2 separate regions of the Mus musculus genome follow, and region 1 is linked to region 2. The links are chromatin loops, found by intact Hi-C in ENCODE. Cell type or tissue: left cerebral cortex. All regions are shown on one strand. Links, peaks and the distances in the headings refer to the core of each region. The heading gives the core; the rest is flanking DNA. Region 1 has its middle 32 kb from the start of Gm34156. Region 2 has its middle 14 kb from the start of Jrkl.

Region 1 (5,379 bases), core at 272-5,271, 1.1 Mb before region 2:
AACTCACCCCCCACATACTTACCAACACACACATCTCTCCCCCTGATACACACTGCCAACCCATATACTTACCCCCACATCTCAGTCCCCCACATACACACACTGCCACCCCCACATACTTATCCTTCCCGCCTTCCCCCTAGCCCCCCCCCCCACTTGTCAGAAGCCTGGGCTAAGCCAAGTCACTTGGATTGTGCTTAGAGACTCTTGTCTGGGCTCTTTCCTCCTTTCCTCTCACTACTGTCCAACATGGACCCTGCCCTGCCCTAGCTTTTCTCTACCCACTGACCATGTTCACCCCTCACAGCCATCTTGCTCCCACGGTAGTGCTCCTGCTATGCAGGCCATCCATGCCCCTCCCTGCACCCTCCCTTTCTGTGGTCAGAGTGCCCTGTCTGTCTAGGGCAGCTTTGATGGTCCTTGAGTCTTTCTCTCCAGCAGTCCTAAGAGGAGCAGCCCTAAGGGACTTGACCATGCCCCACGGCCTCTGTCTTCTATCTTCTTAGTGACAGAGTTAGGTAAGGGTCATGACCCTATCTTGTGCGTTTTTAAATGCCACTTGAAACATTGTTGTCCATGTCATGCTTAGTGTATATTTACCAGGGGTCTGAACACTCACAAGCTCATCAGCTGCAGAGTGGTGACAAAGCATCAGATCAGGGATGCCTCCATCCCAACCCTTCCTGGCAGCAGTTGTCCCCTCCCAACTGTGGTTTCCAGCAGTTTCCAAGTCAGCGTTTTCAACCCAGGTCATTTAAGTGTTGGCTTAAATGATGTTTCATGTAAAGCTGATTAGAACCCAGCTCTGAAGGTTTTTTAAAGTGACACCCTCTGATTTGTTGACCCTCCCAGTGACATTCTGGCTGGTCTGAGCAAGGCAGGCTGCCAGCTCCAAGACTGGTGTGCAGCCAGCTGTGCCTTCAAAGAACTCCCTCTTCAAGGCTTTCTTCTCTCTAGATATCACAGCTGCCTCTGGGAACTCTGTGGCCAGTCTGGGCTCTTCTGCAAGTCTGGTGCTGTCTAAATCCTGCCCCGTTTCTTCTCTTTACATAGCCGTTCTACATTCCACAGGAATATAGCCTTTGTTGTAGCATTGAGCTCAGAGCTCCACAGGATAAACCTGGGGTTCTCAACCAGATAGAATGGAAGTAGTGCTTTTAAAAGCCCACCTCAAAGAGACAATACTAGGCCCAGTGGACAGGACTGCAATGAAGAGACTGGAAACCATGGTCAGAGAGGAGACTGGCATGTGGTCGGGGAAGGCTTCTCCTGGGCTAGGAGTTTTCTTTCAGTCCTCCTGCTTTAGTGTCTGCCAGACAGGACCTGGTATCCAGTCTTGTGCCAGGTGCTAGGAACTGTGGAAGTGGCTAAAATCCAACCCCTGGCTGTCCCCCCTGCCCCCCAGTGGACGGGATGGGCCTGAGTGCAGTGGCAGCTCAGCATAGTGGTCCAGAGCACTCACATGGTGTCAGAGGGCCTGGCTTGGCCAGTGATGGGCTGTGTGCCCTTGAGCAAGTGGGTCACTCTGTCTTGTGTTTTCTATTCCAAGATTGGGCTCACTTCAAAGCCTGTTCTCTAAGTTCCTGGTGGACCCTCAGTGCCTGGTGTTATTTATTATTCACACATGGGAGGTAGAGGAAGAGTGGGGGTGCAGAGAAAAGAGCAACTTCTTGGAGAAGGTGGGGCGTAGGGGCTTCAAAGAAGAGGTGACATTTGCTTTGCACCCTGAAAAACAAGTGGGAGTTCAGTAGACATGGCAGCTTCAAGAAAAGCTGAGGTGCTGGGTGTGTGGTCAGAGGCAGACAGAAGACTGCAGCTGTGGGTGAGGACAGGTACTTGCAGGGAGGAGGAGTGAAGGTCTATACTGGGGCCACATAGCTTAGGGGGGCCTTGAAGGTCTGCACTGGGGCCACATAGCTTAGGGGGGCCTTGAAGGTCTGCACTGGGGCCACATAGCTTAGGGGGGCCTTGAAGGTCTGCACTGGGGCCACATAGCTTAGGGGGGCCTTGAAGGTCTGCACTGGGGCCATATAGCTTAGGGGGGCCTTGAACGCATGGGCTGGATCATCACAGGAAAGCAGACAGGGTCTCCAGTGGACAGGTGGAGACCCTGTGACTTTTTCTTGCTCCCACAAGCTGAAGAAGGAAGGTAAGAGCTCTAAGGAATTAATGTAATGAACACAGTCTCCCCAAGGTCACTGAGCCAGTTGGCAGAGCTGGCATTTGAGGTGGGCTCGGGCTCTGCAGCTTTGTCACATGGCACAAGCTCACTACCTTGAGGCCTTGCTGCCCATGTGCCCAGTTAGATGGGACTGTGCACATAAGACCACACTTCTCAAGAACTAAAGTGCAGCTGAAACTGACCTTGCTGAATCGGTATCAAGATTTAGTCTGAGGTACGTTTCAGACAACTAACAAATTGGTTAGGCTGTATCCAGATGGCCTGGACCTCAGTAACTGTGAGCATATGACTGTCTTAGCATAAAAATCACCGTGGCAAGCACTGTTATCTTTGCATTGGTGTTGGCTTGGCATGACTAAGATATACCCCACACTGGCTGGGTAATTTTTGCTTTCGCCAAGGGCTTTGTTCCCTTAAGGGCCCATCATGTAGCACTTTGTGTGGGCTCCAGGCGTGAGGAAGAGTCCAAGTGCCAAGAATCAGCAGGATGAGAGCTCTGCTCTACCTGGGTAGGATCCAGGGTGAGCAAGATGGTTGTTAAATGCTGGTCTGACAGAAATGGTGGCAGCCAGCGGGGGAGCATGGTTAATAGTCCCTGTGTCAGCTTGGACACTAGGATCCTTAGTCCTACAAACATTGTAGCACTTTTGCAGGCCTCAGGATCAGAACACTAGACTCCTGGCAGTGGCCAGTGTTATAGTGGCCAGTTTATAGTGGCCAGCTCTCTGCAGCTCTGCTGGTAAGCAAGGCCTGCAGGTTCTCCTATCTGGCTCCTCAGTGCGCGCTCTCTCTCTCTCATTCTCTCTCTCTCTCTCTCTCTCTCTCTCTCTCTCTCTCTCTCTCTCTCTCTCCACACACACACACACACACACACACACACACACACACACACACACACACTTCATTTTCTACCTGGTTGCTCTGGAATTGTTATTAACAAGGCATCCTGACCCCTTCTGTATCTGCTACCTGGATTAGCAGAGAAGCTGGCTAATCCCTGGGATTGTGCATGAGAGCCAGGCACATGTTACTCCTTGGGAACTGGAACAGCTAGCTGACTGCTTAGGAAGTGGGCATCAGCATCTGCTGTTAGTGAGATTGTTGGCCATCAGGTAGGATTCAGGAAAGCAGACAGGGTCTCCAGTGGACAGGCAGGGTACACAGCAGGAGAGCCACCTACTGCAGGACTTTCAGCTCTCAAGCAGTGGCTACTATTTGGAAGCACAGTGATGGGGACTAAAGACTGGGCATTAATGGTCCCAGCTGCTGAGTCTACCTCTTTATAAGCTGTCAAGTCCACAGTTGCCCCATCTGTACTGTCTCCACTACAGGCCTACCCTGCATAAGAACGTAGAGGAAAGAGGTGAAGGAAGGGTGGAGGGAGAAGAGACAGGGTGAGCCAGCAAGCTTCCATCCTTCACTGGGCCTCGTGTCATAAGCAAGCAGCACGAGAGAATGTTTCCCAAGGGGTGTTTGGACCTATCACTTGTTTGGATCCACCATCCTCTTAGCACCAATCACAGTCATTAATGCTTGTGTTTTTGACCAATCACAGTTTTGCTCCTTAGCACCAATCGCTTTTGTCCCTTCACTCTGAGAAGTGCTGCCTCTTTAACCAAGGAGGAAATGGTTCATCTAGGGTTGCAGTTATAGAAAGGCAGCCACAAACTGTTTCAAACAGATGGTTTGAAGAGGTCATGGAGAGTTGATTAGCTGGTGTTGGTGTAAGAGTGGCGGCACTGACCAGCACATTACAGTAGGCCTTTACTTATGCCATCCCAGGAATGAAGTGAGAACCCAACACCTGCTGACTAGAGTCCAACTGCCCCTTCCCCAACACCACTGCTTACCAATGGGCTCACAAGCAGCTTGTACTTGCTATGAACATAAGAACCACTGACAACAGCTTCAAGACATTTTAGCCATGCTTCCACACCTCACCAGGCACCCAGAGTGTGCCACGAACTCCTATCTGTCTTACAGCTGGGCTAGGGCCTGCGATGGCTCCTCCACCTCACACAGTCTTTTGTTGTTCTGAGTGGATTCTCAGCTGTTCTGACTTTGCGGGGAAAACACCCACTGGCCAAGGCCCATAGTCGTTCTGTCCTAGAACCTCCTGGGAAAGTAACTGGGGAGGGAAGACCTGGCTGGCAGTGAGCAAGCAGGCAACAGGTGGAGGGAATTCCCACCTCCATCACTCCTCGATGCCAGGAGCTGAGACACTACCACAGAGCTTGTAATACATATCACAGGGCACCTGCCGCTCACTGGCATGCCAGCATGAACTGGCTGATCTACCTCAACACTTACTCTTATTGCTTGTCTTTCCCTTTTCTCCAACATGTAGTGTGAGGAGCAGGTGTGGCAGCAGTCCCAAGAAGGCGCCAGGGACTGCAGCTAAGTCTTATGACTTGCACCTGACTTCCTCATACACCTGAAAATAAGCCACGACCATCGTGAGAGCTGCGCAGGTGCACCAGGATACTGGCGAATCCATTTTGGTGGAGACATGCCCCTGCCGCCCTGATTAGCATGCCTGGTGAGGTGATGTGGCCTGCCGTGAGTGGATGAGGGTTGAGAGTATATAAGAGTGAGAGGCCCGGGTTAGAGAAAAAGGAGAGAGAAAAAGATGAAGCGAGAGAGATGAAAACGGAAGTTTGCTGAATAAACTGCTGTTAGAAGAACTGGTGGTCGTGTCGTTCTTGCTGGTCGAGAGAGGACGCGACAATGTAGTTAGGCAGCTGTTTGGTCTTCTTGCCTTTCCTCTTCATCCCTATCCCCCCCACCCCCCATCACCACCATGAGTAAGCTCATGTGAGGACCACATCTGCTCCATCCCTTCTTGCAGCCAGCGTGAGGATGGGAGTAAGGGCTTTTTTCTCTGCACCACTGGTCCTCCTGTTCCTTGGCTGTTTCCACTGTCCTGGCCTGTAACCCTCCTTCACCCCGTTTCCCTAAGCCATCTTACTCATATACAGAGGTTCCATTAGTCTACTTGCTGTCTGCTTCAGTGTTGTAAAGCCATCTCAGATCTCCAGATATCAAGACAAGTGGCACTTTATGGAATCCCCATACTTTGAGTCACGTCAAATTTGAGAGATTCTGGTGGCAGAGGTTTTCTGAGATGGACTTTCTCACCACAGAATGGGAACCTTACATTAGAAGTGTCAGCTTGATTTATAACTTTATTATATAGA
Region 2 (5,379 bases), core at 247-5,246:
CTTCTTCTTCTTCTTTTCTTGTAAGTCTTGGCTAGAATGTGAGTTTTTAAGTGAAGTTTTTTGTTTTTTTTTTTTTTTTCGTCCGAGACAGGGTTTCTCTGTATAGCCCCGACTGTCCTGGAACTCACTCTGTAGACCAGGCTGGCCTCGAACTCAGGCTGGGATTAAAGGCGTGCGCCACCACGAATCTTAATTCATACTGTTTTACCTTGTGATTTTTGCATCTTCTAAGCCATTAGGTTTCTTTATGTGAAGTTAGCACATAGTGAAAGAGGATATGATAAATACACAGTAGCTTCTTTTTCCCAGAAATGAGGATTAAACTAAGATCTTACATATACTAGGCAATTCCCCAGGCCTTGCTCTTGTGCCTTCCTTTCCTCAGCAGCTATGTATTGGTAGAATCCAGTGGGATATCTACCAATCTATCCATGTGGGATAGATACTGGGCTAGGAATGGGCCGAACGGTGGGATACCTCCCCAACCAGTCAGCTGCTTTGCATGGACAGGTTCATACAAAATAATAAAGGAAAGTAAATGTTTTGGTCAGTCATTAGCACTTTTTGAAATCAAGAACAATTATTCTCACAGAATCACTCCCAGGTCTTTTAAGAATGATCAGTATGGATCTTTGCAGAGGATTTGATCTAGGATAACTATGTTTTGTTTTGTTTTGTTTTGTTTTGTTTTTTAATTCCCAGGTTTCTTAATGCAGCCATCTTTGGGAAATACAAGATAATTTGCAAGGTATCAGAATAGAAAATATAGGAATGAGACTAATGGCTTCCTTTGATACAACATTAAATCGGGGCTTTGTATAAAGAAACAAGAAAGCTGGATATACACCCTAGCCTGTAAGTTTTGCATGCTCCCTACTTTGAGATGGTGTCATGTTCTGTCATCTTATGTGCCCTTTCACTAGCAGTCTTCCTGCCCTAACCTCCCCAGAGGTTACAGGATTATAGAAATGTGTACAACTCACAGCTGAAATCCTGAGACCCAATATCCAGTTGGGGGAGAGTGGGCACTTTACTTACCCGTCTCTCTTCTGTTTAGAGCCTTGGATTTTTATATTGTGGTTCTTTGTACTCTATGGTCTTGCACATAGTTTGTTAGGTTTATTTTTATTTTCACGATGCAACAGATGGGCCCATGGTGCTACACGCTGTTCCTGATCTATTTCCCAACCCCCAGGTTTATTTTCTGGTATTGTCTTTCTTTCTTTAGTACTACTGTAAGTGGTGTGTTTCTGTATTTAAACCCCAATCACTCATTTCTGGAATATGTGAAAATAATTAAAATTTGAATATTGACTTGTGTCTTGAAGCCTACTATTACCAAATCAAGCACAACTTCTAATAGTTGTTACTTTTTAATCGATTCTTTAAAATCTCCTACTAAACCTGCCATGTCATTCATGAACAAAGGGAGTTTGATTTCTTCCTGCCCCAGTATGTACAAGCCTTTTCATTTTTTCTTTTGTAGACCAATTTTTCTTTCACATAATTAAAACAGAATAGTATTAACACACTTTAAACCCACATGTAACTAGGATTCTGAACATTAGTTCGAGGACTATTTTATAGTTATGACAACAACTGTCCCTGCTAAATGCAGCATGAACATGTAGGCTTTAGTTGACTTTGAAGACACCAGCAGCAGACAGATCAGCATCTCAGTACTGTGAGACCATGGTTGGTATATAAATTTGATAAGTGCTAAAGAACCAAAGGTGGGGTCAGAAAAGCAAGTCCCTTAAGGGAGAATATAGGAAGATTTCTGATAACATCAAATGAGTTTATAGAAAGAAGATGGCAGTCTTCCAACCATGATGATATGGGCTGAATCTCTGAAGCTGTAAGCCAGCCCCAGTTATAAAACTGACTATGGTCATATTGTCTCTTCACAGCAATGAAACCCTAGGACAAAATCCTAGCCCCCTTTCGATAGGAAGATATAGTCAGTAAAGTACAAACCTGGAACTAGTCAGACCATGTATGGAAACAATAAGAACATGTATCTTATGCAGTGGGGTAGAACTGCAGACGACAGTGAGTCCTCTCCCCCACTGACACCTAAGCTTCGCCAGCTCCTTGCCCTCTTTGGGGATGCCTGAGGATGAGAAAACTCAATGACTTCTGGAGAACAATGCACTATCAAGAACTAAATAAATAGTGGCTTGCACACAGCCTGTGGAGTTTAACATAGCTCCCTGGAGGAAACGGTTGAAAAATAAATGGGATTTTTTTCTTTGTATTTTAGCAGTCATTTCTAATGTTTGTAAGACCTCCTTGAGTGCTGAATTCCAAAATGAACATCACATGCTTGAAGAAGGCAGTAGTAAGTCTTTATAGGCAATTTACATCTTCTGTGAAAGGTGATATTCTTTAGGGTTTTTTTTTTTTTTTTCAGTATGGAAAAGTAGCACAAGAAAAAAAAAAAAAAGAAAGAACAGAAGGGATAGAGATATTGAAGTGTTAATTAGAACGCATAAGTGGACCCTCCGACTCCTTAGGCTGTATTTGTGAAGGAAACACAGCTTTGTAGGAGTGACAGATGTTGAGACTCTCAGAATCCCCATACAGAAGACCTGCAATTACATACCTGAATGTCCCTTCCCCCACTAAAAAAGACAAGTGTGCATACCTTGCAGAAAATCACAGAAGCTTAAAAATGGATATCTTTGTTGCTGTTTCTTGTTGAAATTTTGTCTTATTGACAGTTTTGAGTTGAACTTCATTTGGAAGCATGGGTGATCTTGAAGTCTTAATTTTTGACAAAGAAAATCCAGATAACAATTCTGGAGGTTTTGAGCCACCCAGAGCCACGCAGCTGCTCCCAAGCATGGTAAATGGACTGTGATTGCCATCTTGTGGTTGATTAGAACATTGCCTGCCGTAAAAAAAAAATAATGAGCTGTATTTAAATGTAAAAATACAATGATTGTGGGAACAAAAGCATGCAGTAACTCAGCAAATTAAACTTGCAGTTTCTTAACACATTGCATGTAAAATTTGTGTTGAAGTTCTTGCACGGGAGTTCCATTAGAAAGGAGCCCGTGTGATATTTAGCTTAGTAGAGGACTCAAAGATGAATGATATTTGCACTTGCTTTTCCTCAAATGTATATTTGAAGTCCAAGGCTCATTCTGTAAATTAGACCCTCTCTGTCACTCTTTGCACTTTTCCATACAATTAAAAGCATAGACATGAGTTACCATCTAACCATTGCTAACGTTGGCAACCCTGTCACTCTGAGCTTTTTCTGACTGTCTAGGTGGGGTATAAGAGCTCTAAAGGACAATTTCTTAAGAATGCAAATGTGCTCTTTGTTCCATATTTCTTATGATTTTAAGCCATTGGTTTGTTTCTTTACCATATGAAGCTTTGCTTTGTGAGCTGCCCGAGCTTTGTCACCAAGTAAGTAAAACAAGCATCCCCAGCCCCTAGGCACCAAGTGACTAAACTCAAGGTTGAGGTGTATGTGTACATACAGAAGTTATACTAAAAATAAGGTGCTGTTTGGGTGACTTTGACATAGTGTATGCATTTAATACATGCATATACTTAATTTATGCATAGATGTTCAGTGGAACCATCTGGAGGGAGAAAGGGACAGTGGGGAGGATCGAACAAAGTAAGGATAGTGGTCTGGAGGGATGTATTCAACATGTAGCTCACACCTGCAGGAAACGTAAACAATGAAGAGGAGCAGCAGAAAGAGAAGACTGTCCAGAAACCCCACAGCAAAGAGCAGATTACAGTAGCCAGTTAAGGCTACATGACTCCAGTCAGAGGAACAATGGTGCTCTGGCATTCCAATGCTGCCCCGTTTCCAGTCTCGTGACCCCTGCCCTGACCCCTGGAAGAAAGTCAACACCAGGGGAGTCTCTGTTCGATGTATTTTTTCTGCTTCCTTTGTTTTGTTAAACTGGCAATGCTGAGTTTTTTTCTAGAAACAGGTCATAAAACCAGGAGGTTCCACTTCATTGGGAAACTTGCCATAAACTGTGGGCACAGATACTGAAAAACTCCAACACCTGCAGTTATATTTCCAGTACTTCACCTACTTAGGTTTCATAACTTTCTTCAAAGACAGGCAGCCTTTTCCCCCTTTAAACATGAAAATATAGTTCCTATTTTCTAATAAGGAGTACCTACCCAATTCTGCAGGCTACCAAAAGATAAAACACAAATACCAACCTAGCCATAAAATACTTGGTCTACAATCTATCCTTTCTGAAAAATATGCTGGGGCAATAGTGACACAAAACTTCTAGGAATAACCAACCAATATCTGATTTGATTCAAGACCCACTCCATGTGATGGATTTTATACCTGACACTGCATGGGTGACCAAAAACCAGACACTAGATAGCCCAGAGACCTAGGGTAAAACTAAATCCTACTGTCATAAAACCAAACAACAACCAAAGCTCATGATAAAGTGACTCTTAATGACACTCTGCTATGGTAACAAATACAGAGATACAGCCAGATATTACTCTGTCTGTCTGTCTGTCTGTCTGACTGTCTGACTGACTGTCTTTGTCTCTCTGTCTCTCTCCCCACTCCACCCCCTCTCTCACACACACAGTAGAGGGACCTTGGAACACACAGCTCTAAATGGGATGTTCCTACCATATCTCTCCTCTCAGAGCTAATGTGACCCTTAGGAGGAGGAGACAGGAAGAGTGTAAGAGCTAGAGGGGCCAGAAGATATCTGGTAAACAAGAGCTTCTGAATCAATTGAGCAAAATTCATAGGAACTCACAAAGACGGAATCAGCAAGCACCAGTCTGTATCAGGTCCCCTGTGTACGTATTTTGGTTTTCAGTTTAGTGTTTTTCTGGGACTCCTGAGTGTATGAAAGAGTGGGTTTCTGATTCTTGTGCCTACTCTTGGGGCTCTTTTGCTTTTGTTGTTTTGCCATTTCTAATATTGATGTGTTTTTTTTTGTTTTAACTTATTATATCTTTTTTTAAATTATGTTTTGTTGCTATCTTTTAGAAGCCTGTTCTTTTCTAGTGAGAGAATGGAAGGGGATCTGGATGAGAGGGGAGGTGGGGAGGCACTGGGAGATGTAGAAGGAAGGGAAACTGTAACTAGGATATGTTCTATAAGAAAATGATCCATTTTTAATACAAGGGGGAAAATTATTACAATAAAAAGAGTACATATTTAAAAACCAAAACAAAACCAAATCTCCTAAACAAGAAAACCAAACTAAACCATGAAAAGGAATAGGAGTACATGTATAAAAAAATCTCTTATAGATGATTTAGGGATGTTTAGAATTGAAATGCTGGTGTGCATATATGATAGGGCAGAGACAGACCTAAATGGTGATGAAGAGAATTAACTAGTTGAGTGAGTTT

What was found. Peaks named below come from ENCODE experiments on the same cell type or tissue, not always from the same donor. Only the 100,000 strongest peaks of a DNase experiment are listed, where the experiment ranks them.
Region 1: a loop joins it to region 2, with 6 times the contacts of the local background. A loop is called at or near these places in 8 of 42 quality-filtered maps.

What each region holds. Positions count from the first base shown.
Region 1 is chr9:14,334,417-14,339,795 of GRCm38, reverse strand. No RefSeq gene overlaps it. Among named protein-coding and RNA genes, the nearest start is that of Gm34156, 32 kb to the left of the region's middle. In left cerebral cortex, for the core only: no CTCF peak of the experiment used is centred there; a DNase peak (open chromatin) is centred at 2,618.
Region 2 is chr9:13,229,218-13,234,596 of GRCm38, reverse strand. No RefSeq gene overlaps it. Among named protein-coding and RNA genes, the nearest start is that of Jrkl, 14 kb to the left of the region's middle. In left cerebral cortex, for the core only: a CTCF peak has its summit at 2,870 (motif pointing left); a DNase peak (open chromatin) is centred at 2,826.